2 separate regions of the Homo sapiens genome follow, and region 1 is linked to region 2. A link is a loop called in an ENCODE intact Hi-C map of the cell type or tissue named here. Cell type or tissue: MCF 10A. All regions are shown on one strand.

Region 1 (8,000 bases), 130 kb before region 2:
GCAAGAGCCCAGCTGTTGAAACCCAGCTCCATCAATGCTAGATCGACTGCCAGACCAACTTTGTGCAGAGCTTCCCAGCGCTGCTAAACAACCCCTGTCACTGTCGCCAGGATAGGTCTGGAGGCCTGTGGAGAGGCCAAACCTGCAGAAAGTTCAAGTGTCATGATCTTGGCAGGAAGGAGATGAGAACACTACACACAGGGGTGAGAAAATTGAGAAGCTGAAGCCCATGAGCTTGGCTTCTGTTACCATCTACCTGTCACTGCCTCCCTAGTCATTGTTTCCAGTCTAGTCCACTCTCTTGAGTTACAGACTTGGATTTCCAACTGCCCATTCATTGTGTCCACCTGGATGTTTCAAAGGCATTTCTAATCCATCATGGCCAAAGGCAAACTCATCTCTCCCAACCAAGTCTTTTTCCAAGTTTCTTTATCTCAGTGAATGGACCCACTGTCCATCCACATTCTGCAAATCAGAAATATGGGAACCATTTCTGACCCTCTCTCTGCCTCATCTAATCCTGAATCTTACCAGCCTCCTAAATATCTTCCCTATCTGTGCACTTCTGTCCACCTCCACCAGCAAAACCACTGTGGGTCAAGCTTTCTGCTCTCTCTCCCTTAAGCCACTGTCCTGCGTTTCCAGGCTACTGTCCTGAATCCACTCTGCCTGGATGCCACTGTCCTCCCACTGTGATCACAGGGATCCCTTCCAAGTGCATCTGCCCTGTCACTGCCCTGCTCAAAGTCCCTCAAAGATTTCCTGTTGCTCGTAGGATGGAGATCAGAATCCCTACTGTGGCCTACAAGGCCAACATGGTTGTGCCCCTCCAGTTTTATCACCACCTACATCCCCTTCCTCCTCTCTCACCCAGCCCTGCTTGCTTTCCGCATCCCAGTCCCACTGGCCTGTTTTTCAGTCCCTTGAATGTGTGATGACCCCGCCCGCCCTGGGGGTCTGGCTCATGCTGTTCCCTCTGCTGCTCCAGCTGTCTTCGAGCCACTCTTGCTCAGTTCTTAAAAGTCCCAGCATGGTTTCTGCCATTGGCTTCCTGCTCCATCTTGGCCCCCAGCTTTCGGGAAGGGCTTCCCTGAGTGTCTCACAGCACTGCCAAGGCTGGGCAGAAGGCCAGAGTGCCCCACTATGGCCAACCAAGGGAGGTGGAGCCGGAGCTTCCAGCTGGGGAGCTGTGTCCAGCAAGACTGCAGGGAGCCAGGACGAGTGTCAGGGAAAGAGCATCTAACATTCTGGCAGAGCCCCATGTCTCTGCCCTCTCATTCTTAAAAGGCAGATGCTGGAAGCAGCTCATGACCCTAGAAATGGACTGTTCTAGGAACCTGTTTTTCCCTCCGCCTGCCCTGCTGGACACCTTCCCACCTCTGCTCATCCTCTGAAACTTGAATCAGCCACTGCTCTCTCCCTCCCTGTGTGGCTGAAGCCATGTTGGGTAGTGGCCATCATCCATCTCGTAAGACTGCACTTAGAGCTACCTTTAGCCACCCACAGCCCACCTCACAGATCCTCCAGATGGCACAAAAACCCTTCGGAAGGAGCTTCAGGGATCATAGAAATTGCAAGCTCTGGTTCCCGGGAGGAGGACAGAGTGAGAGGAAGGAGGTGTGGACCCCAGATTCCTCACTTCTGCTCCATCTAATTGCTCATTATACAGTGAGCTTCTGCAGAAGCTTTCATTTAAAGAATGAGTTGAGCCCTGAAAAGAAGCATGAACATTATCAAACTCTCTCTTTGTAGATGAGGAAACTACAGGATTTAAACATTTGGCAGAATTTTTTAAAAAATCAAGACAGGGTCTCACTCTGTTGCCCAGGCTGGAATCCAGTGGTGCAGTCATAGATCACTGCAGCGTCAGCCTCCTGGGCTCCAGAGATCCTCCCGCCTCAGCCTCCTGGGTAACTGGGACTACAGGCAGCTAATTTATTATTATTATTATTTTGTAGGGACAGGGTCTCTCTATGTTGCCCAGGTTGATCTCGAACTTCTGGTCTCAAGCGATCCTCCCACCTCAGCCTCCTAAAGTGCTGGGATTACAGGCATGAGCCACTGTGCCTAGCCTTGGCAGAATAAATAAGCTGCCCAGTGACACCCAGAGAGGTGGTGACAAGAAGTCTGTTGTCAGGGTGACTGGTTCTTGTTCATCACAGCACCCTGCCTCTCCAGCCTTGAGAAACAACAATCATAACTGACAGGTGTGGGATGTTTTGTGGTTGGTAAAACACTTTCAAATTCTTGGTCCCTTTTGATCCTTGCCCCAACAGGATATGAGGAGGATATTCTTACTACTACTTTCACCTTAAGTAAGAAGAGGGGGCAGGCATGGTGGCTCATGCCTGTAATCTCAGCACATTGGGAGGCCAAGGTATGAGGATCACTTGAGCCCAGGAGTTCGAGACCAGCCTAGGCAACATAGTGAGACCTCATCTCTAAAAGCAAAAAAGAAAAAGCTGCTGGTGGTCAGGGTAGTAAAGTGACCTACCTAAGACCACACCATTATCAAGATCCAACCCAAAAGAATTGAAAACAGGTGTTCAAACAGATACATGTACACACATATGCATAGCAGCACTATTCACAATAGCCAAAAGGTGAAAACAATCCCAAAACCCCCAATAAATGAGTGGATAAACAAATTGCAGTATATAGATACAATGGAATAATATTCCATCATAAAAAGAAATGAGGCTGGGCATGGTGGCTCACGCCTGTAATCCCAACACTTTGGGAGGCTGAGGCAGGTGGATCACCTGAGGTCAGGAGTTGGAGACCAGCCTGGCGAACGTAATGAAACCCCACCTCTACTAAAAATACAAAAATTAGCCAGGCGTGGTGGCAAGCAGCTGTAATCCTAGCTACTCAGGAGGCCGACGCAGGAGAAACACTTGAACCTGGGAGGTGGAGGTTGAAGTGAGCCGAGATCGTGCCACTGCACTCCAGCCTTGGCAGTAGAACAGATCTCAATCCGTCTCAAAAACAAACAAACAAACAAAAAAAGAAATGAAGTATTGATACATGCGTGGATGAACCTCAAATACATTATGCTAAGTGAAAGAGGCCAGTCACAAAAGGTCACATATGATACAATTGATTTATATGAGATATCCAGACTAGGTAAATCCACAGACACAGAATGCAGACTGGTGGTTGCCAGCAGGTAGGAACAAAGGGAAAATGAGGAGGAACTGCTTAATGGGTGTGAGGTTTTTGGAGGACGCAATAAAAATGTATTGGAACTGATAGAAGTGGTCACTGCACAACACTGTGAATGTACTGTCACTGAATTGTCACTTTAAAATGGTTAATTTTATGTCAATGTCACATCAATAAAATAGAGGCAGACTGCAAATCCAAGTTTCTTCCCAACCTCACAGAGTTCAACGGTGATCAAAAGAAGCGGTTGACCTTGCTGTCTGGCATCCCGCAGAAAAGCACACCGCATGGGAACAAGGGTTTAAAATGCACATCTGTTTTCTGGATCTACTTACAGTAAACTGTGGCCCTGTGGTGAAAGTATCAGGAAACGGGTTCATTGTATCAACCGGGAATGTTTTTATCTTCAAAAGAGAGAAAGACAAGGGGGTTACCTTCAGATTAGAAAACAAAGTTTTGCAATCTTTGGCAGCGCACCTTTAAAATGGAACCAAAGGATTCAGGGGTGCCCCCGCAGAGCCTTCATCACTCGTGTAAGGGCACATACAAAGGGTCCCTCAGGAGTGTGAGCTGGTGGTTGTATCTGTGCCTGGAGTTGGACTGCAGGACGGGCCTCAGCAGGGATGACAGCCTGGAGTCTCGTGTTCCTAGAGCGCCCCCACACTTGCCTCCCCCTGGAGCTGCCTTCAGCGGGATCTGCTTGGCTTTCCAGGCCTGACTCATAAAAAGCCACAATCAAGGTGGATAATGAGGGAGTCAGAGTTGCCTGAGGTGGCTTCTGATGACTTCTCCATAGCTGTGGGAATGGCCTAGAGGCTGCTGAGAGGTCACATCCTGGGACACGGTCTCTTACAGCAGGCAGGGTACAAGGCGGCTGGGCTAATTAAGCTAGAAAGTATTCCCTGTCTAATCACTTCAGTTACTGGACTCCCTGTACGCTTTGGCCAGTAGAGGGAGACCTCAGGGAAACCCGTGGAAGCATGGGAGAATCCTGCCCCCACGGCCTTTGGGAACAGATGGCTTGATGCACAAAGATGCCCAGTGCTGGGAGTACCTGTAGTACTGAGCTAGTCTGAAAAAGGCCAGACGAACAGCTGATCAGGTAGTGGTGGTGAAAAAGACTCTTGACTTCCATGTCTTTCTCTTTGGTCATTTTGTCTTTGGCCTCCTGGAGAACTTGGGAAATGGAAGGGCTTATTTTTTCAAGCTGGCCTAGGGTACGTCATCAGGCCCAGGAACCAGATGACTCTGACACCAGCTTTGTGCACATTCCTGGGGGACAGAAACTGTCTGCACACCTGCTGGTGAATGCATACCATACCACCCGCCAGCAGAGGGCTGCAGGCAAGACACCAAGGCCACCACTGCCCAGGGGCAGCAGGCTTTGTGTGTCTCGAGGTCTTGCCTGTGGACACTGGGATAGCTACTCAATGCTCTTCAGTGGCTCCAATGGGAGGGTGAGGCAGGGATGAGTAAGAACACATTAGCTCAGACCCAAATCAGCCAAGCTTTCCCAAATGGGTAAAGCAAGTCTCCCCCATGTGGGGATGACAATATCCTTGCCACGTGTACTGAGATGTCCAGCCCAAGCCTGCTCCCCTTCCCCCAAATTTCTTTGGTCTCTTTACACATCTCAAAATTGCCAGAATAGGCCTGAAATTGCCTTTTTGACTCAGGTGAGAGAAGGACCCTTGGGGTGAAGTCTTGGGGTACATTCTCCTCTTGTTGCCTATTGAGTCAGCATGGTGCTCTGAGACCAATATCCTAGCAGAAAGTAACAGACAGATAAGACTCTCAGATCATCATGAAGCAGAAAGGGAAAGTGGTTTATTTATTTATTTTTTGAGACGGAGTCTCACTCTGTCACCCAGGCTGGAGTGCAGTGGCGCAATCTCAGCTCACTGCAACCTCCGCCCCCCAGGTTCAAATGATTCTCTTGCCTCAGCCTTCTGAGTAGCTGGGATTACAGGCACGTGCCACGATGCCCAGCTAACTTTTGTATTTTTAATAGAGTTGGGGTTTTACATGTTGGCCAGGCTGGACTCAAACTCCTGACCTCAGGTGATCTGCCTGCCTCAGCCTCCCAAAGTGCTGGGATTACAGGCGTGAGCCACTGTGCCCTGCCAGAAAGTGGTTTATTATTGCTATGAAAGAAAGGTGAAAGTTAGCAATCTCAAAGAATTATTTTATACCTGCTGTAAATTAGAAAAATAGATTTCAACAATTACACTCTGTGTTGCTAAGGCTGTGGAGAAAAGCAAAGTCACTCTCTTCTGATGGCACTATCTGTTAGCACAACCACTTTAGAAAGGGGGCAAAAGCCAAAGTCACCATGTTTAATCCAGCAGGGTATAGCCTAAGAAAATAAAATTCCTGATGCAAAAAGCTATATGTGTTCTCCCAAATAATGACAAACTGCGAACAAAGCGCACATCCTGTAGTAAAGAATGTGTTAGATAAATGGTAGACCATTCACTTGATGAAATACAAATAGTCATATAATGTGGTAACAAGAACAAGCTAGAAACAACATAGCAGCATTAAGTGAAAAGAGGAAAACAGGAGAGAATATGGTTACTATGATTTAACTATGTAAAATTATGAATGATATGAATAAATAGAAGGAAATATGTAAAAATGACAAAAAATCATGCTAAATTGGGATGACAGGTAATTTTGTTCACATTGTCAGGTAGCACTCCTATTACATCATTAGCTTGATAAATAGCAGAAGAAGACAAGTTTAAAGAAGTTTTATTTTCAATAGAAATGCAACATAAGAGTCCGTCTGGTGAGTACCAAAGCATATATTTCTCTCTGGGGAAAGCATCTATGCTCATCAAAATTCTAGGAAAACAAACTCTTCTTGATTCTTGAGACCTAGAGGCGAAGTGGGCTCCATAGCTGCATGTTCCAAACTGACCAGGGCCAGCTGGACTCCAAATCCTCCATCCATCTGGAGTGAGGGCACCTGTCGATGGGCTCTGCCCGAGATCTGGGGCTTCTGCACGCCCACCCAGGCTTCCACCTCGCCTGGTGGCTCCTGCCCACCTCACCTCTCCTGGCCAGGCCCCTCTCCCTGCCAGGGTACCTACCAGCCTCGTTTTGATTGGAGGGTACATGCAAACTCCAGTGGTCTCTTCCTTCATGGGGAGAGAGAGTGGAGGAGAACAGCGAGAGTGGGCACAGTGGGGGTTGCTGGCGGGCTCTGCCTGCTCACGAGGAGAGGAGAGAAGGGGAGGAGGAGGTGGCAAGAGAAGGGGAGGAGGAAGAGGAGGTAGGGGAAGGGAAAGGAGAGAAAGACAGCACAGTGCAAGACAGATCTGGCAACTCCAGACTGTTCTCAAGCCAGCCTCACCCACAGCCTACTTCCAGGCTCTGGCCAACTGGCTTCTGGTCCCACCCCCCACCCTCTCTCTCAGCCTTCTTTTCTCCTTTCTGTCTTTCATCTGTTGTCTCCATCATCTGAGCAGATGACATACCAAGACCCCATTCCCAGGCCTGGTAGGTAGAGGCTATCTCCTGTGCCAACTGCACAGGACAGGTAGTGGCTTCTTGGCACGCGGTTGAGGGTTCTGAAGCATTGCCCAGGCCAAGCCAGAAAGATAGCCAGGATGACTTAGTGATGTGAGCCATGGAGGAAGTGAGGAGTGGCCACACACTTGAAGCATTTGCCTTCCATGCTCAGTGCCCTCCTGCACTCTGCTGAACAAGGGCACACACTGTGGTATGTCAGTGAGTGGATATCAACAGAGGGCACCAGGAAAGAAATATATCATGGGGAGAAACATATCGTTTCATTTCCCTTTTTTTTTTTTGAGACTCGCTCTGTCACCCAGGTTGGAGTGCAGTGTCATGATCTCAGCTCACTGCAACCTTTGCCTCTCAGGTTCAAGTGATTCTCCTGCCTCAGCCCCCAAAGTAGCTGGGACTACAGGTATGCACCACCATGCCCAGCTAATTTTGTAATTTTAATGGAGACAGGGTTTCACCATGTTGGCCAGGCTGGTCTCAAACTCCTGACCTCAAGTGATCCACCCGCCTCGGCCTCCCAAAGTGTTGGGATTACAAGTGTGAGCTACCATGCCATATTTTTTAAGAGACAGGGTCTTGCTCTGTCACCCAGGCTGGAGTGCAGTCGTGTGATCACAGCTCATGGCAGCCTTAAAATCCTGGGCTCAAGCAATCCTCCTGCCTCAGCCTCCTGAGTAGCTGGGACTACAGATATGTGCCACCATGCCTGGCTAATATTTTAATTTTTCTTTTTTATAGAGGCGAGGTCCCACTATGTTGCCCAGGCTGGTCTTGAACTCCCAGCCTCAAGAGATTCCCCACCTCCTCGGCCTCCCAAAGTACTGGGATTACAGGCATGATCCATTGTGCCCAGCTGTAACATATAGTTGAGGATTTCATATGTCTTGGCTCTTTGTTATCTGTGTTCAGAAAACAAACTGACCCTGACCCATGACGAGATGCATGGGCCCAGCCGTGGCATCTCGTTTGACACTGGGACACCCTGCTACTTAGCTGGAAAATACCAAACATTGTGAAAAAAGTGCCACATCCTTTGGGATACGCAGGGTTCTCCACCTTATCCTTGAATAGCACCATGCGCCCAGCAGAGGTCCAACAGCTTGTACTGGTGAGGATGAGGTTGGAGGACAGAGGATGCTTGATGTTAGGAGAGGGAACCACGGACAGGGTTATTTTGGGTTTCAGGGAGGGACCATTTGCTCCAGAGAACAAATATACACGTCTTTTATCTCAAGAGAGTTTCCTTAAATAGTTGATATCATCCTGCTGTGAAGAATAAAACACAGCCCCTGGGTAAGTTT
Region 2 (8,000 bases):
TCCTCTACAAATCAGGAATAACAACAGTAACCATCAACACAGTTTTTGTGAGGATTCAACAAGATAATCACCTAGATGGGGTCCCGACATCATCTTCATTTCAAAGGCAACTCACTCACTCACTCCTTTAAGATCCAGGCATACAGCCAGAACTCATCTGAATCCCCTACCCCAAGGAACCCGGAGCCCAGGGATGGGGCTTTTCTGACCCCCATCTTCCACGCGTTTCCACCTGCTGTTCCCTCCACCCAGACACAGCTGAACTCCTACACATCCTTTGGGGCAATTCCATTGTCACTCTGGGGACCAAACCTTCTCCAGCTGCCCGGGTGTGGTGGCTCACACGTGTAATCCCAGAGCTTTGGGAGGCCGCAGTGGGAGGATCTCCTGAGGGCAGAAGTTCCAGGCCAGCCTGGGCAATATAGTGAGACCCCAATGTTACCAAAAAAAGAAAAAAAAACCTTCTCCAACTCCAGCCCACACTTCAGTTGCTCACCCCCGGCACCACCCCATGTTGGTTTATGGGTATCTGTTTACTCTGTCTGCCCCTCAAGACTGGGAGCTTAAGAAACACTCTTCTCTCTCCGATACCCCTCCCCCATGCTTAATGTAGTGTAAGGGCTCAGTAAGCCTTTGCTGACTGAAGAAAACATATTGTGAGCAAACAAAAACATTTTGGAAAACAATTTAAAATAAACCAGAAATTAAAATCAGGTGGGACTAGTAAAATTAATCTAGCTCTAGAGAGAGGCCACAGAGGCTGCAGAAGGAGTGAGATTAGAGGGATTAGGGTGGTGGGGGGGCACACCAGGATGCTGCCCGGCTCCAGCCCCACTCTGCCAGGTCAGCTCTGGCTGGTAGCAGAGTCACAGGCATCCTGGGCTGGCGAGAGTCGAGACTGCCCCATAGCAGCTGCTTTCAGATGCAAGGGGACTCTGAGGTCACATCAACAAGACCTTTAACCTGCCAGCAAGAGAAAGTAATTGTGGTGAGGAGGGTCAGAGTGCCAGGCAGCTTGCTTCCTACCAAGGGAGGGGCAGCAGGCAGCACACAGCGCAGATGGCTAACAAGCACTGGGGGCTCCCCACCCCAGCTAAGAGTCCCAGGAAATGTAGAGAGGAGAGCCGAGGGCCTCACCCTAAAGAGATACAAGCTCCAAGTCGACCATCCTTATTCAACTGTGCTGAGGTGGGAGTAGACAGAGACTTCCATCAACCCACTTAAGTTCATCATTTTAAAAACATGTTTATATCTGAATATGAAATAAAGCACAGATGAATGCGCACCCCTATTTTAACAGTGTTTAATGAAACTGTAGATGTTGTTCCAACCTTTGTGTATTTTCAAATGGGTCTTCGATGAATGCATTGTAAACGAGAAATGAAAGGAGAGCACACACACGAACCTGGAAAACACACCCAGATGAATCAGCAGCTGACCCTGCCCTCAGGCAGCAGCCACGGGCTACAGGTGGAAACTGGAGTGCAGTTCCCACTGGAGGAGAAGGCTCCAGGCAGGGCAGAGAGAGGCCCGGGGAGGAGCCCACTCCCAGCCGGCCAAAGGAAGTCAAGCAGTGGGCAAGGATGGAACACGTGTTTTGAGGACAAATGGTAGGCGGAGGATTTCTGTGGTTGCCAGGCTGGATTTTTTTCTAAGTCCCCACGCAAGAATTTAAGGGAAGGCCCCACCCCCATCGACCTTCTGCTATTTCAAAACGAAACAGACCTGTGCCTTCATCCACTGCAGGGTACTAGGAACAGAATTCAATGAGATTATGCACGTGAAAGTGCTTAGCAAGTTAATATTTGTTCAGAGCCCTGTACCAGTGTAGGGTCATGTTACCGGCACTGGAGAGGCTAGGCTGCGGCCCCTTCCCCCTGCAGGCCAACCCCCGCCCCTTATTAACACTGACAAATCCAGCAAGTATAGAAGGGGAGTTAGTGCTCTTGCTTGTATCACGACACCCCCTTTGGGAAGGGTGTTCATTACCCCTCTCTCACCCCCCCCCACCTCAGCCTTTCTTTTAAAACAAAGAAGGCATATCCAAAAATAACACAAACTCATGACCCACTAGATATCCAAGGCCTCATTCCAGGTCTGAGAGGGGATGTGGGTGGGGCAAGTAGTGGAAGGCCACCTTTAGCCAATACCTACCCTACAGGGGCAAAAAAAGCAAGCCACCCAGAGCCCTGGGATAAGCCAGTGTGCCCATGGCAGCCAGAGCCTTGGGAAAGGGTAGAAATGAGAAGCTGTCTTCAACCTCCTGCGGGTCCCTTAATTCTTCCCAACCAAGAGTGAAGACAGCTCTATCTCAAACCTTCACCCTCCCCAACACACTCACCCAACTCCACCTGTGAGCTGCTCTACCGTTGCCCCCTTCTCCTAGCCAGGCCCTCATCACCCCTTACCTGACAAATGCAATGGCATGACTGGTCTCCAGTCCCTCCCCTAGCCCTCCACTCCACTGTGACAAAAATGGGCTCCCTAAAGTACAGGTCAAACCCCAGCTCAAAGACTGCCAACCCCCCTACCATTGCTACAGCAATGGTATTGCTCGCCCCATTGCTACAGCAGTTTATAATGCATGGTGTAGCTGCCTCTGTTCTCACAGTTCTAGGGCCAGGGTTTTTCACTGGCTGTGAAGAGACCACCTGCATCAGAATCACCTGGAGTAACTTGTTAAAAGTTGAGCTTCCTGATATACTGAATCAAGAAATTCTCGGGGTGTGCTCTGGGAATTTTAATGGAAGAAAAAAAATCCCAGATGAACTTTGTGAACACTGAAGTTGGGATCATTTTTTCCACTGTTTGGGAAAATCTGTTCTATTTCCAACTGCCAGGAATGTACCCCATCCCTCTTCCATGATCCTGTGTTAGGACGTGGGGTTAGTCTTCCCTCCCACTGCTGACCCTACGCTTGACACCTTCAGACGCTGACAATCAGGGTTCCCAAAGCAGCCGGTTCCAACTCTTTCACTGACTGACTGAAGGGAAGTCACTTTATAGCCACAGACCACAGCTTCCCAGTTTCTCCAATGGGCCGGGGAGGTGCTGTCCAGGGTCCCCTTCAACTCCAAAATAAGCCATATGACCTTTATGTTGTATCATGTATGTTATGTGAGATCAGAGGTTTCAGTCCTAAAATTCTAAAAACCTGGATTCTCCTGTTTTTGCTGAAAAAAACATCACTTTTCACATCCAAAGTGAAACTTTTAAAAAGCATTTCTCATACTACATCCAACTTCCAATTTCCACTAAAGAAGAGCCAAGCAATGGTTAGCCTGCCTGGCACAGCATTTTTTTTTTTAATGTCTATTACTAGAAACTTCTTCAAATCTTTCCAAAGTTCAAAGTAGAGGAAGGAGAGGTTTCTAAGATTACAACCTACTAGCAACCTTTCAGCACTCTGTTGCACCATGAGGCCTTCCCGTCACCAAATCCTCCCAACATCCCCATTTGAAAGATCAGGAAGTCAATGGCTCAGAGAGCTGCAATTGCCCAAAGCTGCAGAGCCAGGGTGCAATATGCAAAGGTAGATCTTCGAATTCTGAAATCCTCCATGTTTACACTGGACCACAATGAGTCAATGTTGAGTTCCAGATGCAGGGGAGGCAAGTGCACCAAATGCAACAATGGCCCATGGGCCGTTCCCTCCAAAGCATGGCGGGAGTGCTAACTGGCCGACCGCACATCCTAACAGCTTTCCACACTGAGCACACAGGGCAACGGGAGGCGGGGCTGAGCAACAGCCACACGAGCAAAAGCGATGCCAGGGATTTAGTCAACAGAGAGCTAATATGAGTCAACAGTGGGTGCCGCTGCCAAGCACACTAATGGGATCTTCAGCTGCATTAATAGAAGGAAAGCGTCTAGGGCAGGCCGAGGGAGGGAGTCCTGCCCTGCTCTGACCAGACCACACCTGAGGGTTGGGCAGGGCTGAGCTAGGCTAAGGAGAGGGAGGTGCTGTCGAAGGCAGGGCCAGGGTTTCTGAAGAGGACTGGCTCAGGCTGGCACTCTGGTTGGTAGGGCGAGCAAGGGCTCATCTGGAAGTTGGGTTTGTACAGCAAGTCCACTTTAGACTGCATGTTATAGATTTTTTTAAAAAGATCCTTTTATTCACATTTTATTTTATCAAAGACTGGAAAGCTGCTGACTATCCATAGCAAAGACTAAGAACACCCAGGGGCCAAGCGCAGTGGCTCATGCCTGTAATCCCAACACTGTTAGGGGCTGAGGCAGGAGGATCGCTTGAGCCTACACGTTTGAGACCAGCCAGGGCAATACAGTGAGACCCCATGTCTATAAAAATAATTTTTTTAATTAGCCGGGTGTAGTGGTGCACAACCGCAGTCCCAGCTACTAGAGAGGCTGAGGTGGGAGGATTGCTTGCGGCTAGGAGATTAAGACCGTAGTGAGCTGTGGTCGTACTACTGCACTCCAGCCTGGGTGACAGATGAGACCCCATATCCAAAAAACAAAACAAAAAAAAGAACACTCAGGGATGCTAGGTGACTCAACCTATCACCAGAGAAGGGGGCTCCAAGCCCTGTCAGAAGAAACAATTGCAGCTACTTTTCTCTTTATTATATACAACAACTGGCCTGTGGCTTTGCCAAGGGACACTGGATCTGAGACCCCATAATCTCAAGTGTCAAAGTCTCCTGGAAGTCCTTCCGATTCCCCCATCCCATCCGGCCACAGCACCCTGTCTGGGTGTGCCAGTCATATCACTTAGCATCACCCAGAATAAAAGAAACGTGTTTTCACCTGCGTTTCCCAAGAGCCTCCAGGCCACATCTCATTCACCTTTGTGTCTGCAGCACACAGCTTGGCACATTGGAGACGCCCAATAACTGTGGTCTGGACTGGACTGAGGTGCCACAGCACGGTCACACTGAGGGTGTTATTGTGTTCCAGACAATTTCAGAACACAAGCATCCTAACTAGGGCTAATAAAAAGGTTTATGACAGCACATAGCCAACTTTTAGGAGGTTGAGCAAAGGAATTCTCAAGGCTAACGCCGCCTGAGGGTTTTTATTACAAAGGAGACATTTAGCCTGGCAATGTCCCTGGGTGCCTGAGAAGCCAGCTTGGGGTATCACGGTCAAAGGTAAATCCTATCTTGCGACAAGCAGCAAGGCAACACCAGGGCCCAGGAAGCGGTAAAAATCCAGGAACACAAAAGAGAATAATGACAAGCAGGGCCAAATGTCAAAAAGGACAGCATAAAGAGTGAGCCCAGTGAAGTGGGTCTGAGGAGCAGCAAATGCTACAAATGCATTGGGGAGCTGGCCGCCTGGCGTTAACCTCGTAACTCAGAATTAATTACAGGAGCACACACTCAGATCTGGGAAGATTAGTGTAGGAGACTGTGATGCAGTCCTAATATCTAATAAATCTTTAAATCGATGAGCTGTGCCCACTGGCGATTTTTCTTCATCTTTCCTCCCTGAGAGCTCACGTGACACAAGCCAGCATTTGCTTTTTATCTGCCTGTGGACAGGGGGCATATACGTGTGTGTGTGTGTGTGTGTGTGTGTGTGTGCACGCGCATAAATACAATGTGGGCTTCACTAAGTCACATCATAGAGGAATCAAGAAATTTGCCGTCCTGGGAATACCTGGGACAGGGGAATTCTTTTGTCAAGCAGCCTTTTATAAAGTGAAGAAACCTTTTAGGATGCAAATATCCCCTTCCCCCACCAGGCTCCAGTGAGGGCTACACTGGCTGGAATCAGTCAGCCTTCCTGTCCCAACCTGTTCGTTTGTGTACCTGTTTGGGTCTATTCACCATGCACACCACTTAAGCCTGTCTCATGGAGCTGACAAGCAATACATTTTATAAACGAATCATCCCCAGGGAACAGATGAGAAAACCACCGGCAAGGAGCACTGTCAAACTTCCCAAGGATAGCATTCCTTTCCCAGATCCGAGATGCAAACTACGCCACATCCTCTCCTAACACAAGCTGCCCACTCCAGAGGCAGCCTGCTCCCCTCTCCTCCTCCCCGGCTCCTCAGGCCTCCTCTCCCAGCTGAATAAAAAGCTGGAGAGCCTCATTGTTGGGGAACAGTAACATTTTTATGCTATTTTAAAGGCAACAGCTCTAAGCACCCGAATGTTGGCTCCTTTTCCATCAATAAAAAGGCCCCAAAAGGGTATTTTCATAGCAAAATGATATCTTATGGAGAGCACAAAGAACCACAAAAATAAAATTGCCATAAATTGAAACTGTCTCGAAATTCAGCCTACACCGGGAAGCGTTAAACTCCAAGCCAGGCAGGCTCTGATTTTCCCATCTGAGACCCTTTTCACATGTTCCTAGTTCTCTCATGAAGTCCAAACATTTCTCCCACCCGGGAAGGCCTATATACTTCCTTGGAAGTCCGGGTATGTTATTTCTTCCCTTGACATCCTCGAGATGATCTGTAACATTCATCTAAAGCTCAATTACCGCTGTGTCCTCAGTCACACCCAGAAATTCCCGAAGGCACCGTCTGCCGCAGCGCCGGGTGCACAGTGGGCGCCCGATTAATGTGTGGTTTGATTTGATCTGATCTGGCCCCTTCAGCCAGGAAGACTCACTGGTAACTGGACGCCCTGCAGCGGACCGCAGCGCCGGCCCAGCTCTCAGCTGGCGCGGGGCGGGGGTGCAACCACCTGTGGGCGGGTGCCCGGGACGCAGGCCCAGGCGCCGCCGCCCTGAGGTGCCCCGCCGACCCCACGCACGGTGCCCAAGGGAGAAAGTCAGGCGCGCCTGGCCCCCCGGGCACCCCGGGGTCGACTCCCAGCGCCCCAGCAAAGGGCTCTGCCGGTGCAAGGCAGGCAGGTCTGAGACAGCCGACTCTAGAGTTAGCTCCCAAGTCACCCTACCCGCTGCGAGGAGGCTGCGGGGCAGATGGGGCTCAGGGAATGGGAATGGGGTGTATCCAGAAGGGATCAGCAGAGAGCAGAAATGGTCTAACCCCCGCCTCCCAAACTTGGGGCGCCTGCCGAGCAGCAAGCGAGGGGATCTCCTCTCTGCTGTCTCATCAAGGCCTGATGGCGAGTTTGAGGGGGGACAAGCTGGACACCCCAGGACGGCCTCACATTGATTTGAGATTTTCTACCCAATAACCCAGTATCAGGAAGACCCCTGCTGGAAGCTAGGGACGGAAGGGGAGCGCCGGCCACCCACACCAGGGGGGGCGGGGTCTCGGGACTTGGGGACCGTGTGTACTGGGGAGGGGGCGAGGCCCCAAGGACTAGGTGGGCGCCAGAGAAATCGCAACCCCGCGGCGCAATGTGCCAAGGAGGGGGCACGGGCCAAAGGTGGGGCCCCGGAAGAGACCGGGACGGGGTGGCCCAAGAAGAAAAAGGGTTGAGGAGTGCTCGGAGAAGAGGATGGGGGAGGGGATCCCCAGGGAGGTGCAAGGGAAGCGCCCCCGATGCAAGCACTGGGGGAGGGGGAGCTGCCTCCAGGGGCGCGAGGTGCCAGTGCCCCAGACTGGCCCCGTCACTCACCGGCAGGTCCACGCTCACTTCGGTCCCGTCGAGCAGGAAGACGCGGCAGTAGAGGGTGGCCTTGGCGGCGCCGGCGGCGGAGATGTGCACGGCCGCGCCGCCGGTGAGCAGGGGCCCGCCGCCCGCCGGGAACACGCTGCCCCCGGGCGCGGCGGGCAGCGCCGAGGAGGAGGCGGCGGCGGCCGGGCCCCCCCGTGGCCCCCCATCGCGCTCGTCCCCCAGCCCGGCGGCCCCGCGCCCCGCCGCGCCCCGCGCGTAGCGCTGCATGGAGCGGCGGCCAAAGGTCCGGCGCAGGAACCGCAGCATCCTGGCTGGGGGCGCCCCCTGCCTCCGCCCCCTGCGCTGCCGCTGCCGCTGCCGCTGCCGCTGCGCCGCCGCCCGGGAGCGTCCCGCGACGCCGTCAGTGCCCTCGGCCGCCCGCGCCGCCTCTCGCGGGCTACGGCCCGGGGCAAGCCCGCGCCGAGGCCGAGGCCGCGCTCTAGCCGCCTGCGGGGC

What was found. Hi-C counts contacts between places; a loop is a spot of excess contacts. Peaks named below come from ENCODE experiments on the same cell type or tissue, not always from the same donor. Only the 100,000 strongest peaks of a DNase experiment are listed, where the experiment ranks them.
Region 1: a loop joins it to region 2, with 5 times the contacts of the local background. A loop is called at or near these places in 53 of 110 quality-filtered maps.

The regions. Positions count from the first base shown.
Region 1 is chr9:109,179,229-109,187,228 of GRCh38, forward strand. It overlaps EPB41L4B (erythrocyte membrane protein band 4.1 like 4B), which reads right to left. Exons shown (of 26, transcript NM_019114.5): 23 at 6,261-6,377; 24 at 3,501-3,569. Among named protein-coding and RNA genes, the nearest start is that of FRRS1L, 16 kb to the left of the region's middle. RefSeq lists a silencer at 1,001-1,295 and an enhancer at 6,289-6,788. In MCF 10A, a CTCF peak has its summit at 4,522 (motif pointing right); a DNase peak (open chromatin) is centred at 4,133.
Region 2 is chr9:109,312,636-109,320,635 of GRCh38, forward strand. EPB41L4B (erythrocyte membrane protein band 4.1 like 4B) reads right to left here. Exons shown (of 26, transcript NM_019114.5): 1 at 7,506-8,000. The coding sequence starts at 7,811. Among named protein-coding and RNA genes, the nearest start is that of EPB41L4B, 4.4 kb to the right of the region's middle. RefSeq lists a silencer at 7,785-7,894. In MCF 10A, no CTCF peak of the experiment used is centred here; DNase peaks (open chromatin) are centred at 3,876 and 5,756.